2 separate regions of the Homo sapiens genome follow, and region 1 is linked to region 2. The links are chromatin contacts, found by Hi-C or POLR2A ChIA-PET in ENCODE. All regions are on one chromosome and are shown on one strand. The core of a region is the stretch at or near the end of the contact, and the rest is flanking DNA. Distances in the headings are between cores, read along the strand shown.

Region 1 (3,960 bases), core at 1,450-3,949, 300 kb before region 2:
TGAAACTTAAGATAGTAATGAGATTTTATTTTATATTATCAGATTGGCAAAAAATGTTAAAATTTCCCTATGGTAAGTGATGATGAGGAATATGTGAGGAATTCAGGAAATTTCATAAATTGCTGATGAGGATTATAAATTAGCATAGCGATTTCAAAGAGAACATTTTAAATATAGCAGTAAAATTGAAGCTGTCCATGTTCTAGGATCAGTGATCTCACTTCTAGGTATATTCCTAGAGAAATTCTTGCATATGTGCACACATTCAAGGCTGTTTATTAGAGCATTGCTTGTAATAGGGAAAAATCAGATACAATCTAATTGTCCATCAAAAGAAGGTTAGATTAATAAACTTGGCATTATCAAGAACTCTGTATTATTATACAATGTAATAATGTACAGTTGTTAAAAAGAATAAACATCAAAAATGAATCTCAGAAACACTGCTGAGTGAAAAAAGCAAAGTTGCAAATAGAAACAGTATATTATGCATTTATGTATAAAATAAAAAACAAACCAGTAGTGTATATTGCATCATGAGATACAGCCCAGATTCAAGAGAGCAATTACTGGAGGGGAAGAATGAGATTGGGTTGGACCGAGAGGGAGCTCCACTGTATCTACAGCATGTATTTATTTGTTTTTGTTTGTGTTTGTTTTGTTTTTTTTTGAGATGGAGTCTTGCTCTGTCACCCAGGCTGCAGTGCAATGGCGAGATCTGGGCTCACTGCAACCTCTGCCTCCAAGGTTTAAGTGATTCTCCTGCCTCAGCCCCCCAAGAAGCTGGGATTACAAGCGCCTGCATCACATCAGGCTAATTTTTGTATTTTTAGTAGAAATGGGGTTTCACCATGTTGGCCAGGCTAGTCTTGAACTCCTGACCTCAGGTGATCTACCTGCCTCGGCCTCCCAAGGTGCTGGGATTACAGGCATCAGCCATCACGCACGACAAGAGCATGTATTTAAAATAAACAAAAAGGACATGAAACAACCAAGGTAAACTGTAAACATTTACTGAATCCTGATGATGGGCACATGTTGGTTATATTAATCTTTGTGTTTTTCTGTATTGGTTGAAATTTTAATAATTTTTAAATATTTATAGAACAAATAGGTTTTTCTTGACAACCTCCCAAATGTTAATTCTTTACCAAAGCTTCTTCCAAAGGAAGTGATTAGTTCAGGGCCTTTTCCTTCTGTCTGTGGATGTGGAACTTTATCAGAGAAAGAAACCCCCCTCTCCCCAAACTCAGTGGCAAGTCCACAGCGGGGAAAGTCTAACTCCCAATTTTATTTATGAAGTCAATCATCCAAATCACCTCTCAGTCCTCAGCAGCTGAATTCAACACAATGATTAAGCCTAGAGCATCTTCCTAGAGAAGGTGGTAGTGATGCAGGACAAGCGAGCCCCGAGGTGGGGCTTAGCCCGCAAGGGTTCTTGGCTTTGCCCAGGAAGGAATTCAGGGGCAAGCCAGTGGTAGAATAAAAGAAAACAGCTTTATTGAAGTGGCAATGTTATAGTTCCGGCTGTGCTACAGCTCCGTGACTGCTTCTGTAGAGCAGGGCGACCACATAGGCAGAGAGTAGTAGGTCAGGGCAGTTTTGCATTCATATTTATATCTGCTTTTAATTACACGCAGTTTAAGGGGCAGTTTGCAGAAATTTCTAGGGAAGGGGTAGTAACTTTTGGGTCATCCGGTCACTGCTATGGAAAGGAGCAGGAACGCCTGGGTGTTGCCATGGCAATGGTAAACTGACATGGCACACTCATGAGCATGTCTTATGGAAAGCTGCTTCTGCCCCAATCCTGTTTTTGCTAGTCCTCAATTTTGTCCGATGTCTGAGCCCTGCCTCGGGGGTTGAGTCCCAACTTCTACCTCAGTAGGAAGATTTTTAAATGGCATAATTACAGAGATATAAAATTTATGTATGCATGTGACCAGAGGAAAAAATAAGACAGTGCAAAATATAAGTGGTGGTATAGGGACTTCACCTCCCACTCCCCCTCCACCCACTCTTTGCTGGATCAGCACCCAAGAGCAGAGCACAAGCCTTGGGCCATGGTAGGTTCTGAATGAGTAGTTGAGTGTATTAGCATTAGCACTGGTGCTGTTACCCATTGATTGGTTCATTCAAGCAAACATTCACCTTCCTTGTTTCATTCAGCAAGCACAAATGTTGAAGGAAATGTGGGAGAAGTAAAGTGCCTGTCTCAGGGCTTGGGGGATTTAAGGAAGTTGCTGTCATCAAAGAAAAGTTGCCTGATTCCCTCGGGAAAGGAGAAGAAGGCGGTGTGGTTCAAGGAGGAGACCTTGGCTTCAAGGAGGAGATCTCCGAGCACTTGGACACATCTCTGCAGTAATTAGCACAGAAGCACCATGAGTTATTTGTTATCTGACCCACAGTTTCTGAGGCCTGGTTGACTGGGTCAAATAGTCAGAGTTTCCGTAACCCTAAAATGAGTAACTCACAGGGTAAGACCCTTTTGGAGAACAACTGTGCCTTACTCAACACTTGTTAAACAACAACGAAATGATGGGGTGGTGGGGTGGAGGGATCTAGTTATTTTGTCTTTACTTAGAAGGGAAAAAAGAAGCAGGAAACCAAAAATACCCCTACAAGCAGCTGCCGCTAAACCATCACATTTTGGGACCTCAGATGCTTCTGCAAATGAAATGTTGGGCGCTGGTTATGTTCTAATCCTGGGAGTCTTCTCGGTCGACAACAGGCTTCCGGGCATGAAAGAGTTAACCACAAGCTCACCACAGAATGTCAACCTGATTAAAATAAAAGTTATCAGATTTAAAAGGGGGAAGTAGAAACACACTCTTTTTCTTTCTCTGAAATCTAAAAGCAGTTTTTCCTCAAATCTTTAAAACCAATTTCTTGGGATGGAGTCATATTTTTAGTAGAAATATGCTAAATTGGTGACTCCCACCCACAGTCTTTTCTGCAAGGAGAGAGACTCTTCTGAGAAACTGGAGCGAGGAGCTGAGGAAATTTTCAACTCAACGGAATTTCCCCTGAGACTGTAAAGAAACACAGAATAAGTAAGTATAACTTACAGGTAGAAACTTGACAAGAGGGAAACAGAAAAGAAGGAAAAAGAAAAAGTCATCAAAAATGATGGCAACCTCCAAAGTCATGATGCTAAGAGTTTCTCCTGGGAACCTCAGTCCAGTTGGTGTCAGGTGAGGGCCGGTCCTGTTAACACAAATCCTAATTGTCAGGCTGACCAAGCCCACGTGTCCAGAACCCTCTCCAGAGCTCTCCTCAGGGGTTCCCAGCAGCCAGGCTCACTCTGCCCTGCTCCTCACCCATCTCGCAGGGGAACCTCTTGTACCCCTTTTCCTTCCTGCTCTCAAGAATTCACACTCCGTTTTACACAAGACACACATTGCATACACTGTGTGTTGTTGACAGGGATCATGCCTTTTCACAGACAATGACAATCCAAATGTGGAAACACAGGGAGAAAACCATGGGAAGTGGGGAGCACTGATTGAGGTTCTGGGGTCCTGGCGCTTTCAGATACTACCATGATCTGCTAGTCTACTGTGATTTTGCTTAAGAAGGGTTCAGTAGAGACAAACAGCATCATAAAAGTGTCAAATCCGTGTGTTCACAGATGCTACCCCAGACATCGGGTAAGACAATGACATTTCAGGCACTGTGGGATTGATGGAGTGGACAGCATAGAGCAGAGAGCTTACGGTTGTAGGTTACGTGGTACCAAAAGCCCATGCCTGTGCTCCAGGGACTGTTCTCAGACACATAAATGCAACCTCAAGGCTTTTGCTGAGTTTAGTCTTTGTATTCATCTGTGAGTGGGTCAAAATGCCTGTCTGCTGCCCTGGCCCTCTTCTGCAGCCATGCTGAGAGGAAATACAGGCTTGCATTTCTCCAGAGTTCCTTGAAAGCATTGGTGCTCAACTATCCCTGCCTTAACACAAATTCTTA
Region 2 (3,807 bases), core at 779-3,278:
ACCACCAACAAAAAAACCCAAAACTGATTAATTCTCGTAGATTGCAGCAGAGCAGGGGGCCTGGTGGTGACACATCCTGTTTTGCTGTTCAAGTTGTCATCCCCCAAGCCAATAAGCTCCCTCATGAACGGCACCAGTTATGAAGGGTGACAAAGAATTCAAAACACTCACAGGACAATTTTCCTAACCCTTGGTCTCTCGGAATGCTATTTTTTAGGCTAATTTGTTTTGATGAGAAAACTATGCCTGCTAGGCCTATTTTTAAGCCAGATTTGAAGTCAACGCAGTTGGTATTTGATCTTGCAAGAACGACAGAGGTGTCAGCAGCAGCTCTGCCATTTAAGAGCTGTAGCCTGGTGGGACACCGTCCTGCAACCAGGGCCCTAGCACAAGAAGTATCTCTGTTGTTATTTGCTTCTCTTCTTTGAGATCCATACTTGATTTGAAAAATCACCACTTGAGCGGCACCTGGTGATTACGTAACCATTCAACTCTGTGTTTTATCCTAGGGCTAGGTAAGAAATTGAAAATCCAGCCTGAAATAATTAGTTTAGCTGCAGACAGGGTGTATTAAACAGACTCAATTTAATAGAGCTAGAACCATAAGATGAATGTATTTATCTTCAATCAAAGATGACATGTTGGACAGATTCCTTCATTCATCACTTTTCTGTTATGTTTAGCCCTAAGGGAAGTCTTTTTTAGATACGTAAGATGCACCTTCAGGGTTAAAGCATCTAGTCCAGTCTGAATAAAACATCAAAAGCACCTACAATCCCAAGCTCCTTCAAGAACTTTGCAGGCAGTCTTCGGGTGAGTTTGGTAAGACTATTAATCGGAGTAATGAAATAAAGTATTATCACATCTATTTATTTTTCTCATTTTCTTTTAACTTCTCTTTTGTGTATGTTCTAAAATACACATAATTTTCAGTTCATAGGGCATTTTCCCCTTGTAAGTAAATATGAATATATTTCAGAGTGAGCTCAAAGTTTTACGTTAGATTTAGGTAGGCATTTTTTTTTTTTTTTTTTAAGATGGAGTTTCACTCTGTCACCCAGGCTGGAGTGCGGTGGCTCGATCTTGGCTCACTGCAACCTCCGCCTCCTGGGTTCAAGCGATTCTCCTGCCTCAGCCTCCTGAGTAGCTGGGATTACGGGCACCCACCACCACACCCGGCTTATTTTTGAATTTTTAGTAGAGCTAGGGTTTCACCATGTTGGCCAGGCTGGTCTAGAGCCCCTGACCTCAGGTGATCCACCCACCTCGGCTTCCCAAAGTGCTGGGATTACAGGCGTGAGCCGACAAGGTAGGCAAAAGTTAAAAACAAAAAAACAAAAAAACAAAAAAAAATTTGGAATAGTCTGTAACAGAGGAGGGCTTGAAGAGAAGTGAGGTGATTTGCAGAAGCATCAGCCAGGAGGCATTCCTCCAGGAGAAAAATTTTTACTTAAAGGAGAGAGCTTAGTGATGGAGAAGGAAAAGATCTCGACAGACATTCAAGATTAGAATCATAAGTTGGCCATTGATTGGGTGTGGCTCTGGGAAGTGGAGGTGCTGTGGGCAGGGGCTGGCTTGGGCAATGAGAAAATGGTGTTGCTTATGTGCCCACTCTGTGCTGGGACTCAGCTGTGAGTGCCTCCAAATTCACCACATTTATCAAACCTCAGTGCTCTGAGACAGCATATGATGGCCTAGCAGGATGTCCATTCTTTTCCTGGAACCACCCATCCAGTTATCTCCTTGAGTCGCCTGGGTGGTGAAAAGTGGTCTCATGCACAATGGATGCGGTGTGATCCCCTTGCTATGTCACGCATGGCGTCTGCCCTCTTCCCTGGCACCTGTGCCACTCCAGGTTATGCCTGTGCTGCTGCCCATTCTACGCCCACCTGGAAAGCCTGAAACCTTCTCGTGCCTTCTACTGCAGCTGGGGAGCTTCTTCCACGTCTCATAGCCAGCTTCTCCAGAGGGAACTCCCAGAGCTGACTGTACTTTCCTACCTCAGCCTCTTCTTCCTGGGATGGTGTCAAAATATGAACAGATACAGCTTCATGCTTTCAGGAAACCACCTTCTCTTCCATCTTCTCCTTTGGCCTGCTCAGACAGCCAGACTTCTTAAACATATTTTTCCTACAGGCTCATGCAAATTAAGGGATGTGGCTGAGCATCTCCTTCAGTGCCCTCAAACAGGTCATGAATGTTGCAAAGCCCAGAATCGTGCTAACCTGGTAGAAGGCTGGTTTAGCCAGAACACACAGAGAGGACCTTCTCATGATGGTGTGGCTGAATTCCACATGTCACTAACAGTATCTTGCCCTGACCCGACTCCAAGTACTGATCCCCAAGGAAGGCATAATAGAGAGCCCATCTTGGGGAGGGATGATGACTTCATGTGCAAACAAGTCAAATTCAGGATGTGTGTTGTGGGCAGAGATGGCAATGCCCAGTCATCTGTTAGGTATACAGGTCCGCTGTACAGGAGAAAAATCAGAACAGAATTTCTATTTGTAGTGTTTCTTTTAGAGACTAGGGAATTGAAACCACAGGTGAATAAGAATGTACAAGGAACCAGGCCTTCTTGAAGAAATAGCTGAACCAGATTGGTGTCAGGAGCTGTACAAGGGGATCCAAGAATGTCTTGTCATACAAGCCGGACAGCTATTAAAGACAACTGAGGTCATGGCAAAAGGGCCCAGGCTTCTACTGGCCAACAATGAGACAATTTGAGCATCCCAAAGAATAATGACTTTAGTGGACTGAAACACATCAACATGTATACATCCATGAATTCATAATACTCAAAACGGTAAAACCAAACTCATTTGTTACCTTTGGAGGAGTCTGTCACCTCTGATTATTCTGAAAACTGGTAAATAGAAGGGGAAAATTCAAGCATTTATTCTGCTTTTCTTGTATAAACTGTACCTCACAGTTACGGAAGAGCTGATAAGGGAAATGTCTTCTTTATTGAAAAATTCAGCTGATACATTTGGAAGGAATGAGAGAATTACAGTACCACCATTAGGTGACAATGAGGGTCTGGTTTTTTATTTTTCTTTTGCTGAGTGCTGGGAACATAGTGATAACAAAAAAAGCCATAGTGTTCTGGCCCTTCTGGAGTTTTGATTCTAGCACATTAACCAAATAATCCCAGAGCAAAAATAAAATGTCAACTATGGTAAGTGTAGAGAAGGGAAAATACACAGAACTTTTAACAGCTTAGATCCGAGGAAGCTGACCAGCCTGCAAAAAGGGACAGCTTCCCTAGGGAAGTGACTTTGCAGCTGTGATGATGGATGACTAAGAGTTAACCAAGGAATGGGAGGAGGGAGGAGGAGACAGAGAAGGCTTTCCAAGCAGAAGCCAGAGCATGTGCAAAGATCCTGTGGCAAGAAGGAGCCTGGTGCAGGGGAGGAACGAAGAGACATGCAAGCTGGCTGGAGTGCAGAGAGGGAGACAGGCAGGCAGGCAGGTGGTTGGATGGGGAGGCAAGGATCAGATCCTGAGTCCCTTGGAGAAGCAGGAAGGCATCATGATGACTAATGTCAGAGGCAGGGGAGGACAGGTAGGGATAGACAGGGAAGCAGTGCTGGGAAGATGCTAAAATGCTGCAGTTTGTGCTTGGAAAGATCATGGCCTGGTTCTTCCATTGTCATGATGGGTTGTTCTCTTTCTTATTGTTTTTCTAATTTGTCTTGACTAATGGAGAAGATCAGGAGCTCAAAAATAGAGGTTGTTTACAGCACTCAGTTTGGCTGCTATAGGTTAATGGGCTTAGACTCTTTAAGGGGATTAGGCTTTTGCTCA

The links. A loop is a pair of places that touch in the nucleus more often than their neighbours do. ChIA-PET counts read pairs that join two places held with the same protein, here RNA polymerase II (POLR2A). Pooled maps may share reads with other maps.
Region 1: a pooled map shows a loop between it and region 2 (3-fold over the local background). The contact joins the enhancer-like site here to the promoter of LINC02656 in region 2. A Hi-C loop is called at or near these places in 3 of 37 single-sample maps with no recorded cell type and 9 of 50 pooled maps. POLR2A ChIA-PET finds 5 or more read pairs at or near these places in 5 of 52 experiments (CD4-positive, alpha-beta T cell, CD4-positive, alpha-beta memory T cell, activated B cell and 2 more).

Annotation. Positions count from the first base shown.
Region 1 is chr10:6,042,787-6,046,746 of GRCh38, forward strand. All of the region lies in intron 1 of IL2RA (interleukin 2 receptor subunit alpha), which reads right to left. Among named protein-coding and RNA genes, the nearest start is that of IL2RA-AS1, 9.4 kb to the left of the region's middle. Within about 2 kb of position 2,700, at least 3 of the 41 ENCODE cell types and tissues checked have a DNase peak (open chromatin) inside an H3K27ac peak, as active enhancers do.
Region 2 is chr10:6,348,288-6,352,094 of GRCh38, forward strand. It overlaps LINC02656 (long intergenic non-protein coding RNA 2656), which reads left to right and starts at 2,029. Exons shown (of 1, transcript NR_148966.1): 1 at 2,029-3,807. RefSeq lists a cis regulatory region at 1-223.